Linked DNA regions of Homo sapiens: region 1 is linked to region 2. A link is an interaction called in ENCODE POLR2A ChIA-PET data of the cell type or tissue named here. Cell type or tissue: PC-9. All regions are shown on one strand. Each heading gives the region's core, and the rest is flanking DNA. Links, peaks and the distances in the headings are about the cores only.

Evidence for each region. ChIA-PET counts read pairs that join two places held together with the same protein. Peaks named below come from ENCODE experiments on the same cell type or tissue, not always from the same donor. Only the 100,000 strongest peaks of a DNase experiment are listed, where the experiment ranks them.
Region 1: POLR2A ChIA-PET joins it to region 2 with 16 read pairs; 2 of 35 experiments call an interaction of 5 or more read pairs at or near these places.

Annotation. Positions count from the first base shown.
Region 1 is chr15:69,826,262-69,835,362 of GRCh38, forward strand. LINC00593 (long intergenic non-protein coding RNA 593) reads left to right here and starts at 8,973. Exons shown (of 5, transcript NR_026764.2): 1 at 8,973-9,020. In PC-9, for the core only: no CTCF peak of the experiment used is centred there; no DNase peak of the experiment used is centred there.
Region 2 is chr15:70,648,515-70,657,615 of GRCh38, forward strand. UACA (uveal autoantigen with coiled-coil domains and ankyrin repeats) reads right to left here. Exons shown (of 19, transcript NM_018003.4): 19 at 6,040-8,613. The coding sequence ends at 8,542. It overlaps LOC107984791 (a long non-coding RNA gene), which reads right to left and starts at 4,461. Exons shown (of 3, transcript XR_001751595.2): 1 at 2,019-4,461. In PC-9, for the core only: no CTCF peak of the experiment used is centred there; no DNase peak of the experiment used is centred there.

The sequences.
Region 1 (9,101 bases), core at 421-8,420, 820 kb before region 2:
GGGAGGCCCTGGGCAATCCCTTTCCCTCTCCAGGCCTCAGTTATCTCCAACCACCTGCTGGTTCCCTTGCCAGCTCTGAGGCTCTCTCTGCATGTGTTCTTTGTGACTCTAAGAACACACTTGCCCCTGGCTGCGTCTGAAAATGGAGGCTCTGGGGTGCACGCGGCGTTACTATCTAATAAGCCGTGAGCTGCGCAGCAACATCAGTTGACTCACTTTGCAGAGCCTATGGGTCATTAAAAAAAAATCTAAACTAGTGCGAGTGAAGTAGCTTCCACAAAATGATTCCCATCACAAAATAAGCCTTTAATTAGCAGAACATCTCACCCAGCTGAAGCACAACTTTTGCAGACATATACCCAGTGATGTTAATTATGAAATGAATTTGCACATGCATGATTTATGGGTCTTTGACTTTAAAGAGAAAAAAAATCGGCTGCCTACTTTACTTATGCTTTCTGCCCTCTGAGAGAATTCACAAGAGAGAGATACCATGGACGGTTTCAGTGTTTCTTGGAAGCTTAACGTCCCTTTCAATGACTTTTGTGCTTTGCTTACATCAATCAGCTAAATATTTATTGAATTCTCAATTGCCCAGCACAGAGTCAGGGGCTGGGGAGAATGGGGATTCAGGATGAGTCATAGTTCTGGTGCTATGTTTAGATGAATTATGTCCCCTGGAGGGATCTTGCAGAACACAGGGTCTACCTTCCTAATTTTGCAGAGAAGGAAACTGAGGCCAGAAAGGAGACTAACTCCCTCAGAATAGTGCGATGACTCAGGGTTGGTGGCCCAACTCTGGCCTCATGTCCCAGCTGGGTGTTTCCATTACATTCCAACCAACAATAACAGCGGTATGCTAGGGCCTGGAGCGATAAGGAAGTTTTGTTTTGTTTTTGTTTTTGTTTTTGTTTCTGGAGATGGAGTCTTGCTCTGTCGCCCAGGCTGGAGGGCAACGGCGCGATCTTGGCTCACTGCAACCTCTGCCTCTTGGGTTCAAGCAATTCTCCTGCCTCAGCCTCCCAAGTAGCTGGGACTACAGGCATGGGCCACCACGCCCAGCTAATTTTTGTATTTTTAGTAGAGACGGGGTTTCGCCATGTTGGCCAGGCTGATCTCAAACTCCTGATCTCAGGTGATCTGCCCGCCTCGGCCTCCCAAAGTGCTGGAATTACAGGGGAGAGCCACCATGCCTAGCCCAATAAGGAAGTTTCGAGTCTGCAGTCCAGTGGGGCAGATGAAACACAAGCACATGAGTGCAAGTAGGCATGTGTGTTGGTGTGCAAAGATGCACACACACATGCATGCATGCATGCACGCTCACACACGTCAGACACCCTGGCAGAACTTAAGAAGGTGAATGTACTGCAGACTTGCACCTGTTGAGAATGCCAGAACTCCAGGCACTCTGAAGGGGGTCCTCGGAGCCATCCAGGAGCTCCTGGAGGAGGTGGCCCTTGGTCTGGCCCTAGGGAATTTAGACAGGCAGAGAAGAGGGGGAGCTCCTGCGGGAGGCCAGTGTGGGTCAGGAGCATCTTGGAGGCAGGAGGAAGGTGCCTCTGCAAAGCCTTGGTCCATTTGTGTTCCCAGCTTCTCCTTTTGTCCATGTACCTCATCTTGCTGTGGTCAGCTGTGAGGCATGTGGCTGCAGACCCAGTGAGTGACAGGGACAGCTCTTGGCCTTTTGAGCTTCAAAGGGCATAAACAGTACATTTGGAGGAGATGCCTGCTAGTTCCCTTTGATCTCCACCTGAGAGGCAATGGGGACTCTCTAGATGTAGGGCAGGGAGGGGAGGAGTTTTGGATGCAGAGTAGAAAATAATGAGAGAGAGAGAGAGAGAGAGAGATGCTGAGAAGCAACTGAGAGAGCTGCAGGTATTGGTTCTCAGAGCAAGGTGGAGCCTCACCCCGTCCCTCTAACCTGCTGTGCACCAAAGGAAGCTAGAAACGATAGACCCGACCCCATAGATAGGCTTGGGGGACGCGCCCTTCTCCTGCCCACAGCCGCATTCACAGCAGCACCGGGCTGTAGGAGCAGGGCAGTGGAGCTGGTTGGATGTTGCATCTAGACAGACAAGATCAGGGATTCTGTGGCATCCCCCCAGCCCCCGAGGGTCCCAGCACAGCAGACATTACCTGTACCTTCAAGACTCAGGCTGGTGGCCTGGCAGAGGCCCTGTAGTGTGGAGAGGGCACAGCAGCGGGTGGCTGGCCTTTAGCTATGTGTAGGTGGTAACCCCCACAGCCATTGCCTTCATCAGTGTTAGCTCAGCCCCTGGGAGGAAAGGGCCAGGAGAACCCTGACCTGACTGAGGAAACATTGCATTGATGGAGATGATAAGAATTGACCAGCTAATATTTCTGCCAAAGTAGATTCTAAATTGATTTCAGGTAATTGATTTAAGAGAAGCCAGGGAGAGAGATAAGCACTTAAGTCTGTGGCCTAAAAGCTCCATCCTCAGAGTTTGCTTGAAGAGCAGTAAGCTGCAGAGATGGCAGGGAGGGTGACTGCCGATGACCTTGTTGCTTGGGGAGTCTTGAGTGTCCCCAAAGCCCCCATAGCCTGACGAGGCCTTCTTTTAGGGTGGAAAGATGGAAAGATAAAGAGCCCTGGATACTCTAGGGAACAAAGCAACTGGCCTCTCACTTAGCTCTGCCTAAAGCTGGCTATGTGACTGTAGGCAAGTAGCTCAGCCTGTCTGTGCCTTAGTTTCCCCATTTTAAAACAAAGGGGGTAGGCTTGATAATCTCAGAGGCAGTGGTTTTCCAACTTCAGAGTGCCTGACAATGACGGGAGAATTGGGTTAAAATGTAGGTTTCCTGACACAACGGTCCTCAGAGATTTGTACATGAGGGCCTGGGGTGACTTGGAGAACCACTCTTCTTCCCCCAAAGAATGCCTTTCCACTGCTCTGGTTTCACAAAACCTCCTTCTCCTCCCTCCTCCCCACTTCCCACCTCCTTCCCCTCCTCCTCCTTCTCCTCCTCCTCCTTCTTTTTCTTCTCATGACTTATTTATCATACAGTTTTCTCCTGCTTACAAATACAAAAGGAGGCATAGTAAACATTTTCAAGCATAGCAGCATAGAAAGCAGAAAGCTCTTTATGCCTGTGACTCTCCCCCCAAGTCACAGTAGTTAACAGCCTGCTGTGCCCAAGCTCAAGTTTGAAATCGGCATACAAATAACTAAGAATAAATATATTTAAAACAAAAGTATAGCTATACCATACATACTATTTTGTAATATTTTCTCCCCAATGAACAGTATATCTTATCCTCATTTCAGACCCCTATATGGCGATGAACACGTTCTTTTTCACAACTGTATAATACTCCATTGAATTAATTCCCATAGGCCAACATTTAGGCATTGTCTCATTTTTCACAGCCACAAAACGCCACTGCAACAAACATCTTTGCACAGATGTCTCAAAGCACTTGCATAGGTGTGGGGTACATTCCTAGAAGTAGAATGGTGGATGCAAAGGCGTGTTTTACATTTAGCCTGTATGGCATTGCCAATTTGGCCTTCAAAATTGATTTTTCCAACTTATTCTCCCGCCCATATTTTGTGAGTAGCTGTTTTTCCATACACAGCCTCTGCCAACCTTGGGTATTTTCTATCTTTTAACTCTTTGCCAAACATATTGGCAAAAATATCTTTTTATTATTTCCTTTTCATTTTCCTTCATGATTGATGAGGCTGATCAGTTTGGGGCTATTCTTTGAAGTATCACATCATAACCTTTGTTCATTCTTTTTCTCTTAAGAAGGTGAACAAATCATGTAGTCAGGCATTTCCACAGTTTACAAGTGCAGCAGTGCAGGAGTATAAGACAAACATGAGTGCCACATCCCCAGACTCCCAAGCTGTCCAGCTCTCAGGTTAGAACAAACCTGCATTGAGTCCCTGGCTTTAAAGAGCACTTGCATTCCCAGAGCAGAGCTCCTCATGAGGGCCCATGTTTTCCGCCATGTAGAAAGCAGGACCACAGGCTATGTTTATCCAGGGGCTGCCCTCCTGCGGGGCACGCTGCTCCCAGGCTGTAGCTGCATCCAGAAAGAACTTTGTTAAAGGATGATGAGGCCCTGAGGCAGGGGCTGCAGGTGGGGCACAGAAGCAGACCTGGCCAGAGAGCTGGCCCCCACAGGCGGAACCCTGGGCTGTAGGTAGGTGGCTGGGGGTCAGGTCCCAACGTCACAGTTGATTCTCTCTGAGACGCTTGTTTAAGTAGCCATGGCCCTTGGTTTTCCTACTTGTAAAAATGAAAACAGTGATATCAATTTCAAGGGCCTCTTGTGAGACTCCAATGAGACTGTGTACAAATAAAACTGGAGCCTTCTATAACTGTAAGTTCTGAGTTCTGAGTGTTGATGCCAGAAATTCCACCATTAGATCATATCCCTAACGGCTTGTGTACAGCTAAATGCAGACTCCCTTCTGCAAGGGGCCACGCCACACTTTGTTAACTGTTCCATCTATAACACAGTCAGTGGTTAAGAGCATGGGCCTTGGAATTGCAGAGAGCTGTGTTCAAGTCTACTTACTGGCTCTGTGACTCTGGGCAGGTTACTTAACCCCTCTGAGATACAATGCTCTCCTTCATAAAGTGGACATAACCACTTCTTGGTTTACATGAGGAGTTAATGAGCTATGGGTTGAAAGTCTGGAGCAAGAGAAAGGTTCAATAAATGTCAGCTATGTTATTATCATCCTTAATAATGATAAATTATTAACAATGCTGATCTTAACCACAATGTCCAGATGTTTTCTTCCTCTCCCATTGTGAGCTTGTTGCGAGAGGGCTCCCAGAGGACCCATACCATCCCATTCATCTCTTATGTCATCAACCACACAGTCCTGCAAGCGTATATCCTGCTTCCTTGTGTTTGCTCCTGACACTGGGCTCCCTGTGAATAAGGAGGAGGTCCCCTTCATGGCATAATGCGAATAGTTCTGAAAAGGTTCTCTATTGCCTCTTCTTCTGCCGTCTGCAGTGGTAACAGAAATCCCAGCATTTCTGGAAAGCCTCAGGTTGGAGTTGAAACGCATATTTGATATTAGGAAACCGCTTCAGGATGCTCAGCTATGAAATATGTCCCATGGTGTCCACCCTCTGCCTTCTCCCTGGAAGACTCGGGCAGGGTATTGAAACTCTCTGTGTCTCAGCTTCCTCCTCTGTGAAATGGGGACATAGCAGTGTTTTCCTCAGAGGGGTGGAAATGAAAGAGAGCGGCCAGCATGGCCTGGCCCACAATGAGTGCCCGCTAAGTGCCAGCAGTGAGGAGTGCTGCCTCCCACGGGGTGTTCCCTACCTTCTCCGGTAGATGCTCCGTCTCTGCGAGTCCCTTTCTCTGATATCTTAGTCCATCTGGGCTGCTGTAACAAAAATACCATCAACTGGGTGGCTTATAAACAATAGAAATTCATTGCTTACAGTTCTGTAGGCTGAGAAGTCCAAGGTCATGGTGCCAGCCTACTTGGTGTCTGGTGAGGGCCTGCTTCCTAGTCTGGGATCTCTTTCATAAGGGCACTAACCCCATTCATGAGAACTCTGCCCTCACGACCTAATCAGGCCCAAAGGTCCCACCTCTTCATCTACTGCATTGGGAATTAGGTTTCAACATATGTATTTTGGTGGGACACAAACATTCAGACCACAGCATCTGACTTCTTATCCTCCCCCATCCTCGACCTCTTGAGTGGATCAGATGCCCTTACAGGTCACAGCCCACCCTGTGGTTCAGGGAGGGAGCAGAGGAGGGGAGGATGGGGTTGGGGGTGCTCATGTTAGACCCTCAGGAACCTCCCTGGAGGATCCATCTGGGGCAGCACTTTTGCAGTCAGCGTTGTGGGGGAGGCTGAGAAGCCAGAGGCAGGGCAGGTCCCCACCGGAGAATGGTGGCACTAGGGAGTAGGGTGAGGGATGAGCTGTTTCAGGAGAAAGGCAGGGGAAGGGGAATAGGAGGGGAGGGGAGGGGGCAGGAGAGGAGAGGGGAAGGGAGTGAGAGGGAAGGGAGAAGGGAAGGGGGAAGGAAAAGGAAAGGGGAAGGGGGAAAAAGAAGGGAAGAAGAAGCGGGGAAGGGAAGGGAAATGAAGGAAGGGAAGGGAAATGAAGGAAGGGAAGGGAAATGAAGGAAGGGAAGGGAAATGAAGGAAGGGAAGGGAAATGAAGGAAGGGAAGGGGAAGAGAAGGGGAGGGGAGGAGAAAGGAGGGGAGGGGAGGGAAAGGGAGGGGAGGGGAGGAGAAGGTGAGAGGAGGAGAGGGAAAGGGGAGGAGAGGGAAAGGGGAGGAGAGGGAAAGGGGAGGAGAGGGAAAGGGAAAGGGGAAGTGGAAGAGGAAGGGGAAAGGGAAGGGGAAGGGGAAGGGGTTTGGGAAATCCTGACCACACAGTCAGAATGGCTTCTCACCAGCTTCTCCCACCAAGGATGTGGCCCTTTAGGCTCATGACTTCCTGGACCTCAGTTTCTCAATCTGTAGCACAGGAATCCTGAAGTAAGGGGATAATGACTGCTCATAGTGGCATTAGGAGACCAAAACCAGAGGTGATGGGACCACATACAGCATTGCTGCTGAGGAGGGGAGGCTGCTGTGGGTGACCGGGCTGGGGTTTCCTCCACCCCAGCTCTGCTGGCTCCGTGTGGTTTCTAGTATGAGCCAGGCATATCCCAGCTCAGGGCCTTTGCACTGGCTGTTTCCTCTGCCTGGAAATCTTGTCTTCCAGATAGGTGCATTTTTTTACTTCCTCAGATCTTTGCTTGGATGTTTTTTCCTCAACAAGTGCTTCCCTGGGCACACTATTTAGTATATTGTGTGCACGTGTGCGCGCACACGTGCACACACACACACACACACACACACACTCCTTATTCCCCCCCACTTTGTTTTCCTGTGTAGCATTGATCACCACTGCATATACTAATTACTTGTTTGATAGTTTGTTGTCTGTCAGTCTGTCTCCCTCTATGACAATATTCTCCTTATCTCTTGCCAGGTAACATACTTCCTAGAAATTTAGCAGCTTAAAACAGCCAGCATTTTATTGTTTCTCACAGTGCTGTGAGTGAGGAATCCAGGCACATCCCAGCTAGTGGCTTTTCTGTTCCACATGCTGTTAGTGGAGGTTGCTCTGTGGCGTTGGGCCAGTGGCTGGGCTGGGACATTCAGGATGGCCTCACCGGTCTGTCTGATGCTTTGATGAGGACAGCAGGAAGGCTGGGGCTCAGCTGGACTACAGCACCTACACATGGCCTCTCCAGCACACCTGGAGTCAGACTTTTTCCATGGAGGCCCAGGGCTCCTAGAGCCAGTGTTTTCAGAGGTACAGGCAGAAGCTACAAGTGACCTAGCTTCAGAACATCACTTCTTCCTCATTCTATTGGTCACAAAAGTCACGAAGACCAGCCTGGATTCAAGGGGAACAGAGTAGACCCCACCTCTCAATGGGAGGAATGTCAAAGGATTTGTGGCTATCTTAAAGCTACCATCACACGCTTCACCAGGGCGGGGTCTTTGGAGTGTTTTATGCACTGCTAGTTTCCAAGCACCTAGCACAGAGTAGGTGCTCAATAAACATATATTGACTGAGTGAATGAATGAAAAAATGTAATTTTTACAGTCCATGCCAAGCCCACCTCTCCCTGGAAGTCCTCTACACCTACCCCAGGCCATGGGTCCTTTCCCAGCCTAGCCTCCACCCCTCACCTGCCCTGCCGTCCCTCTGGGCCTTGGGCTCTTTCCCCCTTTATAGATGACCCTACAAACAAAGCATTGAGTTCCCTGGGGGCAGGTGTGTGTTCTGCACCGTGCAGATAGGCTTCAACAGGAGTTCCTAACTGTATGCATGGCATAGGTGCATTTTATATGTATAATGGTTCACAAATCACAACCACCCATCAGGTAACCATCGCTATCCCATTTACAGAAGAGAAAACTGGGGCCCAGAGAAGTTGAATCATTTGCCTCAGGTCACCCAGCCAGCCCGAGTCTAGCTCAGTGTCTCCGCAGCAGCAGGTGCTCAGTGGCTCTGTGGACTGACTGTTCCATCCCTACGCTGTGCATATGAACATGAGGTGCCCAAGACTTCCCCTTGAGGTTCCAGAGCCCACTAAAGCAGGGCTTTGGGGCCTCACTTTACCTTTCTCTTCCCTGGAGACCACTGAAATGCACTGGCGAGAGAGATGGGTTTAATATTCATGAACCAGCCAGGCATGAGTGATTAGCTGACTCCTGTTGGAGGAAGAGGAATAATTGAATACGGTATTTACATAATAAGTTAATGCTGCCACCCGCCTGTGGGGCTCCTTTGTGGGTCTGTCCTCCACCTCCCTACTTGCCCACATTGTGTTTCTCCTCACCTGCCTTGGATGGCCTAGGAGGAAGTGCAGTGGCTTTGCACCCCTCTGCAATTTGGGCTGCCGTCTAAATGATAACATTATTTAGGGAACAGAACTCCAGTGCCTGGGAGAGCCTGTAATGGGCTGGTCGGTGGCCTGCCCGGGGGGCTGGACCCCTAAACAAAACCCTTCTGCAGACTCTGAGAAATGACAAGGGGAAGCTGAGAAGCTGAGACTGGGTTTTTGACATGGGCCTTCTTGCCCCAAACCTTCAGGAGACCTTGAGCACATTCCATCCCATTTTTTGGCTTCTCTCCTTTTCTGCAACACGCAGGGCCCCAGCCCGACCCTCTGTGGTCTAGGACTGCATTCCAGCTGCCTGGTTGAAGGCAGCAGGCAAGGGGAGAAGCAGGAGTGTGGGGCCATTCAAAAGAGAACTGCTCTTTTGTGGCTGCAAAGGGGAGGTAAGGCAGTTTCCATGCCTTCCTCAAGAGCTGCCTTTGGGGTTACCCCTGGTCAGTGCTCACTTGGGGTCCTGGAATCAAAGGTTCTTAGCTCATAATCACCTCATTCATGGCTGGCTGGGAGGTGTGCTGTGTGCATGTCTGACCCTGGGCGTGAGGAACACCAGCCAAGTCCTTCTGGCTGCGGTTAAAAGGGCTCACCAGCCTCTCCCTGAAGGTGAAGTGCAAAGATGGGCTGGGGATTTTTAAGGGGAGTGGGAAGTATTAATCGTTGGGGTGCTAGCTCCACTGTAAATAC
Region 2 (9,101 bases), core at 374-8,373:
CATGTTGGCCAGGCTGGTCTCGAACTCCTGACCTCAGGTGATCCACCCACCTTGGCATCCCAAAGTGCTGGGATTACAGGCATGAGCCACCACGCCCAGCCAATGCCCCATTATTCTTCCTCAGAAAACTCTTCCTTGGAATAGATGCATCCAACATATTGGAAAAGATAACATCAAAGCACAAACAGTGATTATCTGTAGGCTTGGAGTGAATTATTTTTGCCTTTTTCCTATCTGTATTTTCTGAAATTTTCTAAATTGACTATGCTTTGGAAATTAGAAGGAAAATTTATCAGCCCAGGTTCTTAATTATAAGCAATAGAAATCAATCTGGCTGTTTTAAGCAGGCAGGGATTTATTTAAAATGTACTGGCTATCTATAGAGAAGGTAGAAAATCAGGCTTAGGCCTGAGCAGACAGAAACAAGTTTCCAAATTATACTCCAAAGCCTATCGGTGAGAAAACAGCTGTTCCACCAAGCATGAGATGTTCATCTTTTGACCACCTCCATCTCTGCACTAGGAACCTGATCGTGCAGTAACCCCAACTGTCGTTGCTGCCAGAAAGACGAATATCACCCTTGCCTCTTACCGTTGCTTAGTCCCCTAGTCAAAGTTGAGGGCACATTTGGCAGAAAGTGCTGGCCTGGGTCATGTGCCTGCACCCCAATACCACCTCTGTCAGGGAAAAGCAATCGTTTGGCATTTTCAGCCTCTATAGTGAGCAGATGTCTCCACATCTTATCAAGACTCATAAGGCAGAGAATTCCCAAGAGGTAGAAAGGTGGTTCGTATGCTGCGTGGTCAAGAGAACAGTAAACGTCCACTACACACTACACTTTTAGAAAAAGATGTTTATAAAAATACAGAGAAATGGAGCACTCTAAGGAAAGCAGTAACAGTTCAGGGAGAACTGTGAAGGGGTTGAGCATAATTCAGGTAGAGATGATGCCTCTACTTGTTGAAAATCATCTTCCTCTCCCCCTAAAATATGAATCATTTCCCTTCATTTTATTGTTTTTCCTAAGATTATCTGCCAATTAATACATTATTGGGGGTTAAACATGCTTTTCAAAAATAGTGTACAGTGGGTTATCAATAACTTACAGCCAGTGTGAATTAATTTAGTCACACTGATTTTTAATTCCTGCCTCAAAGCTATACCAATTCCTATCTTTGAAGGAAGTGAGCGAGAGGAAAGAAAACAAGAGCACATGCACTTAGGGCCTAGGTAAGAGGGTACAAAAATGGGGGACTTACGGTATGGTGAGCATGTTAATGAAAAAATTATTCAGTGACATTTGTGAAAGCACATTAAGAAGGTTTTATTCAGGACCATCGTGTTAGGATAGGGACCACTGCAACAGAGTTTGCAAAAGTGGAGAGAGACTGGGATTGACTCTGAATATAGCATGGGCAAGTGGACATTTATAGCCAAGGAGCATGGTTGGAGGGGTGGTCACTGGATGGGAAATTTCTACAAGACAACATCAGGAGTAAGGCTAAACTAACCCACAGGATTCTTACTGAAGACAGATGGGGTGATCAGACATCACCTGTGGAAGGTGGAGTATGAGGAATCGGATCAGATGTCAAGAGTGATCAGCTATCAAGGGTGAGGGCTCTTGCTAAACTGACTTGGTAGGGTTCTTTGCTAAAACTGGGTTGTACAAGGAAGTGCACAGATGGGCCTAGGAGAAGGTTGAATAGCTTGACTAAAGTTTGGCCAGGCAAAGAATTTTTGTCATGTGCATAGAAGGCCAGAAGGGAGTGACACAGAAAATGAAAAATAAATAAAAGGCAGGCAAAAAACCAACCAACCAACCAAAAACAACAGATACAGATATCTACTTAAGAAATTTGTTTGAAACATCTGTGACCCAAGAATAAGGCAAGAAAAAAAAAAAAACACGGATTTTTCCTTATGGACTCAAAATGTGGACTATTACCCTGGGTCAGTCATCTCATGGACTACAAATTATTCCAAAATAAAAATGTTACTAAAAATAGCTTTCTTACCATTAAGTCCGATGGAAGCACTTTAGGAAATGTGCCATTTTTATCCCACGGCATGTGCCCTGAGGCACTGCGTACTCCAGCTTGAGATGTATACCAATTGATGTGCTGGCCCCATGGAGAACACCACGCCAATTTCAGAACCAGGAATAACTGTGTTCTGCCTGACACCGTGCCTCACATATGTGATGTTTTCATCATTACATTGGCCACTAGGAAGTTGAGAGTCAAACTGAGGTCAGCCCCAGAAAAGCAGGATATTACAATGTTAAATGGCATATTTCCTGCATAACAAGCTGCTGCTTGTTTTTCCTATCCTTTTAGTATTTATCATCCCCATTCTCCTCTCCCATATTAAGAAAAAAAAAGTCAGCCATCTTAAAATCCTTTTTATAATGAGGAAGGGCAAAAATAATAAATATGCATATTGACATTTGCTTGGAAACCTAGAATATAAATTCAAGGCACTAGCTCCTTATTCTGGTTAGACATCAAATCACAATTAAATCTTCCTCAAATTCTCTGTTGTCCTGGTAACTGCTCTCTACTTAGAGAACATGGAGGGCGAGATTGCCCAAAAGGGTCTGGAAGGAGAGCAAGAGCTTATTAAGGAATTCTTTCTGATGTTCATAACCACACAACAAGCTGTGCCAGAACGACAGCGCGGAGCTGGAGAAAAGCCCTCCTTCAGGTTATCCCAATTGCTGTGATATATTTTAGGCTCTGCCGCCGTTAAATGCTATGGACATTATAATAATAAGATTGGCCATGGCACACCAAAAACATTGACAATAAATAGTATTTTGGATAATCAGATTGAAAATCCTCTTAAGACACATTTGACTCTAACAGCTATATTTAGACTTAGATGAACAGTGGCTGGGGGATTTTAAGTGTCAATTGGTGTGAATGAATAAAGATGGTTTTAAAGGAGCTATATTGCTTAGGGATTAAGGCCAACTGGAACAATTCACTTAAAAAAAAAGCCTCCACACTCAGTAGTGCAGCTCACATTTATCTGATTGAGGCAGATACACTTTAATCCTTAGGACTTGTATTGGTAGTCCTGGGATGGTTCGTCTCTCCATTTGTACAAAGCATAAATGAGATCTTGCAACTCCTGTAACTGAGACAATGTTTGCAGCAACAACAAAGAGGAAAAAAAATTTAAGTAGCAGTCATTTTTATTTTGGCTTAACAGATTTTCAGCAGGAAGACTCTGAATATGAATCGGCTTCATTTTTAAATCCTGAAGAAAATTTCTGAAGCAGCCCATAAGGTGCCACTTTAGTCAGAGGCAATTTAAAAAAGCCTAGAATAGCAAGAAAGAAAATCACCAAATTTGTTTGGACATTGTAGGGGGAAAAAGTTACAAATTATATTAACTCCATTCTCACATCCTCCCTGAGTCTATTTGCTTTTATACTCCTAGAACTCTTCCCCTTTTTGGAGGTAGGAATGGGGCAGGAGGCATGGTGTAAATAGTAAGAAAAACTTACATTAAGATATTGGTTACTTCCAACAATGGCATTGTGATAAGCACTTAATAAAGAGAATGGTGCAGACTTTCTTCCAATAGGCAAGTGATTCTTCTCAAGGGTCAAATTCCACTCTCTCATTGATAATTTGAGCATTGCTAGAAAAAGTAAACACTAGAATTCCTCTCTGGGTCTTTGTTTTCATGGTCCTTAAGGACCACTGAAGAAGGCATTTCCAAACTTAAATTCCTAACAATATATAGCAACCTTAAGAATCCTGGAAACTACTAGAAACACAGTTTCTCTAAGTGAAATATCAACAAAGGACATGTACCTACTTGGATTTCCTGCAGGTACCACTTTTAAAGTGGGATTCACCATATTCTTCTAGCCAGTAAGCAAGCTACTTAATGATGCATAAAACTAATTATTGTAAGACTGAATCTGTTTGGTAGCTGTTCACAATGTGGAAAATCACACTTTTTCATGGCCTATTTTCTTTTAAAATGTGTGCCCCTTTCCCATCCTTAATGGGTTCTGTATATGTAAAATAAATACTCTTCGCAGCAGGACCCTGGCTTCGAGGCCTTAAAACCCAATAGAGTCCTGTAGTTTAATGGTCCTTAAATGCTCAACATCTTTTTCACTTAATGCAAAATCCATCTGATCTAATAGCTGTGACTGAATTATAGATATATAATTTTTTTCTATTAAATGTTAATCTTCTGACTTGGCAGAGCAATAGACGCTCTAAATTATTAAGAAGGCAATAACCTCTCTAAACTCTTTCCAGAATTCAGAATATTCCCAGGACTGCTATCTCGAAAAAAACTGCGAACTTGCTTAAAATATAAGTCAGGCCGGGCGTGGTGACTGATGCCTGTAATCTCAGCACTCTGGGAGGCTGAGGTGGGTGGATCACCTGAGGTCAGGAGTACAAAACCAGCCTGACCAAGATAGTGAAACCCCCATCTCTACTAAAAATACAAAATTAGCCAGGCATGGTGGTGCATGCCTGTAATCCCAGCTACTCGGGAGGCTGAGGCAGGAGAATCACTTGAACCCCGGAGGCGGAGGTTGCGGTGAGACGAGTCCGAACTGCGCCAGCCTACGCAACAAGAGTGAAACTCCTCAAAAAAAAAAAAAAAAAAAAAAAAAAAAAAAAAAAGGCCTATTAAGTACAATTTGATGCCAAATATCAATTATAAGGGGCATTGTTTTTATTGATGTCTCTTCCATTATTTTACTGAATGGAATATATATACATATAAATTAGACTGAAATATATATATATATATGAACTGGAGAAGCAACCCTCACCAGTCTTGCTCTTTTTCATTTACATATGACATTTTTGTAACCTTCTCTTTTTGGTTGAATTAATTCATCATCAATGTTTGTTCATGCAGGCATAAATAATGAAAATGCCTCTAATATATAAGTGATGTCACATGCCCAATTACACTGAACACAAGCACCCTCACTGCCCAGGGAGTCTTGTTGGAATGCCATCGCTGATACAGCTTGATCTTTAAAAAAAAAAAAAAAAAAAAAAAAATCTGTACATTCATTACTCACTTGAGCCCAAAGGTCAATATATTCAGTAATAATCAGAAACCATGCTAAGAAGCAGGTTAATATTTACCTGGAGAGGCTGGTCTAAAGAGTCCTGTTTCAAATAGCTAAGATCAAAACACGGGAAAGAACTGAATTTCCAGCAACAGTCTCAGGTTCAGTTTCCAGTTTAGCGGGGAACAACACTGAATGAAATGACAGTTGAAATGTCTATACTAATTTTCATTTCGTATTTTGTGCACAATCTATTTTATGGTGCAAATTCTGCCTTTACTTCTCCAGTGCTTTTTATCCTCCCTCTGAACTTATTCATAAAACTTAGGGGCCAAGGGTAAGATCTAGGTCAGCCACATCTTTCATGTTCATCACAGGCATTCTCTTTCAACCCGTATTTTGGTGCCAGAGGAGCTACCATTACTTTGGTGCACAGAACCAACAAGAAAAAAGATCGCAAGGTTGCAGAATCCAGTGATGAAAACAGAGGCAATAAGAAGTAACTGTCTTCTACCATGGTGAAGCAGATGTCAAAAGAAGCTTGTAACCACTGCTAGGGTCTGGCACTCCTGCAAGCAGGCACTGATGTATCTAGTCACCATGAACACCAAAAATTAACTAGAAACTCTTCCCTTTTTTACTTTGAAACGAGTCGGTCAAAGACATGAACATTCAGGTAGGGTAACAAGCACATGTGTGAGAATAGTTTTTAGGTCCTTCCTTGTCAGAGGAAAGCTGATAACACTGGAGAAAAAAAATGCTCATGTTCTAAAGCTACAAGATTTTTAAAGCAGCAATGAGCCAATGCATTTATAAGAAGAGTAGAAAATTGTAAACTATAAAATTTGGTTAGGGTCAAGAGAAAAGGTTCAACTAAAAAGCCATAAAAAAGACAAAGCTAAATTCATCTGGAATTCTAGAACAATGCTGATACAGTTAAGTGATTATAGTCACCATAATATTAAAGATTTAAGATGTTCAATGCATGAATATTTGATTTTATTTCAAAAGACAATTATTTATAACACTGACCCTCTATCAAAAAGAATATGCTTTTCTGATGGGGAAGTGACAAAAAAAAAAAACTACACAGAACAAGAGTAATAAAGTTCTCAAGTAAGGATTGCACTCCAATAGGAATTGAGTGATTCTCTCAGAGAGCACTCATTACATCTTAGACAACGTCACTCTTCTTTCCTCTTGGCCATATGTTCAGGTCTCATAGTCTTTCTGAACACAGAATGGCAGTGGCCAGCATTGTCCATTATCTATGTTCCGCTTGTTTACTAATTAAAAAGCTTTGGTCTTCAGTGTTGTAAACGCAATTTCTGCCTTCGATATCAAAAGGTGAGTGAATGAGACAAGATTAGTTGAAGGAAGTACTTGATATTTTACTCCAGATAGCTGAATGAAAATGGGTATTCTCCCTTGTACTTTGGAGTCCATCGTTTCCTACTCCCAATGCTCTCACAGACAGTAAATAAAATAGTTTAACTCGCAAATCTTTTACAAGGATGTTCAAAACAATATTCTAGAGAAAACTTTATTGATGGTTGAAAACAAAATAAAATACACATAAGGTTCCCTTCCCATCTCTAATATGGAAAATAAAACACTTAATATGAATACTCAGTTTTAAACTTTGCTCTAAGTTTTATTTTATTTTATTTTGAGATGGAGTCTTGCTATTGCCCAAGCTGGAGTGCAGTGGCGAGATCTTGGCTCACTGCAACCTCCGCCTCCCAGGTTCAAGCGATTCTCCTGTCTCAGCCTCCCGAGTACCTGGGACTACAGGCACCTGCCACCATGCAGGGCTAATTTTTGTATTTTTAGTAGAGATGGGGCTTCACCATATTGGTAAGGCTGGTCTCGAACTTCTGACCTCAGGTGATCTACCTCCCTCAGCCTCCCAAAGTGCTGGGATTACAGGCATGAGCCACCACCCCCGGCAACTTTTTTAATTTATATTTTATTTTTTATTGAAATAGGTGGCCCAAAACTTGTGAAACAGAACTCATGCTGAAGGACGACATTAATCATAATAATTAAAGAGACAGATATTGCTTATGTAAACCGTATAAAGAATTAAAAACAAATCCAATTCTGACTTTCAATGTTGTTTCAACACCGAAAAAATATGATGGCTTATTCTTTGGTATGAGAAGTCATTTTGATGGTATTTTTACCCTATTAAACAAAAATGGGATTTAAAAATCTGGTTCGGGATGTTCAAAGATAATTGCTAAGGCAAATTTTGCAATTTGAGAAAACCTAACTGTAATGATCCATTTATTCAGTTATTTGTTAATACTCAAATTAGTAATTTTCACTCTGAATGGTAAATAAAATGTTAATAAAAAATAACAAGACATATAAACTTTCCCTAATGAGATGCAGTTAATAAAAACGGTTGTTTACTTCAGAGTATTTACTATAAACATGTCCACTTATGTTATTTTATTGCTATCTATATACTCTTTCAGTTTACTGTATTACTGTACTTTTCTCTAAAACTTTAAAAATCTGTTATCTAAAATCAATTCTCTAATGCTAATTTTGCAGGAAAACTGTATTTCACATTATTAATCTCATTAATATAACTTTCCTATAAATAAGCATGAAACATTTGGAGGATGCATATATAATGAGTGCTTGGTTACTATAGTAGCGAATGTCAAACTAATTGCTAAAAAAAGTCTAAAGGTTTTCACACTTTGAAAAATCTAGTATATCATCTATCATTATTCTCCAATATTGTGGCAAGAATAGTCACCGCAAGTAAAAATTAAGATACTGTTGTAGAGATTAAGGCAATTTTATTATAAATTCCTGATATATTCCACCCCTGCCTGTTCTTAATCTAAATGTAATTTAGCACTGCAAACCATTTATGAAAATAAATTTATTTTAAAAGGCATAAAAGTTATTAGTGTAAAAAGAAAAAATATCTATACCTACAAAAAAGGCCAAAGACACTAATGAAGTTACCTCAGTAAAGATACTGTAACATGTAACTTGGCCAGCCAAGTTACAACACATTCCTCACAACTGTATTATGTCTCAAGGTTCTGAGGATCTGAAAGGTCTTTTGATCCACCTAAAAGTGGCCACCAACCAAATTAATTTCTCTGAAAGACATCTTTAAGCAATTATTTCAGCCTAACCTCGCTTCATATGGACTCACTCAGATGGCTCATGTTTTATTAGGGACTTGAAGGTTTAAAAATATGTAGTCAATCCAGGGCAAAGTTATGTTGTTTGCCTATTTGTAAAATTAACACATACAGAAAATAAGATTCAAACTGATATTGAAAAAGACTAACATATTCATCTAATTTTAAAAAAAAACCTACCAATAGAACAAAATATATTTTATTTTAATTATACCAGCACAGTAAGGCCCAGAAAGACCATGGAGTTGCACAAAGAATGTTCAGCACCAGCAAGATAAAACAGATACTGGCAGTCAGTGCTAACGGCTAGCACACAAGCCCCTGCCGCATTTGTATGATCTGGAGCAGAGCCTCCTGAACATCTTCATCCATGTGACCCTTCGGAGAAAGAAGAAAGAGGAGCATTATTTTATGTCATCTTTGTTTACATAAGAATTCTAAAGATAAAGCTTTTACAGAGCATAACTAGTCATTGATTCATCAAATGCTAAATCCTCATCATTGTGATTTCTAAAGGAATTACTGGAAAAGGGAGTACAGCCCTATCATGAAAATAAGATCAATTAATAAGGAGTGCACGGCCGGGCGTGGTGGCTCACGCCTGCAATCCCAGCACTTTGGGAGGCTGAGGTGGGTGGATCATTTGAGGTCAGGAGTTCGAGACCAGCCTGGCCAACATGGCGAAACCCCATCTCTGGTAAAAATATAAAAATTAGACGGGTGTAATCCCAGCTACTCGGGAGGCTGAGACAGGAGAATCGCTGGAACCTGGGAGGCAGAGGTTGCAGCGAACCAAGATTGTGGCACTGCACTCCAGCCTGGGTGACATGGCGAGACCCCATCTGAAAAAACAAAAAGACTAGTGC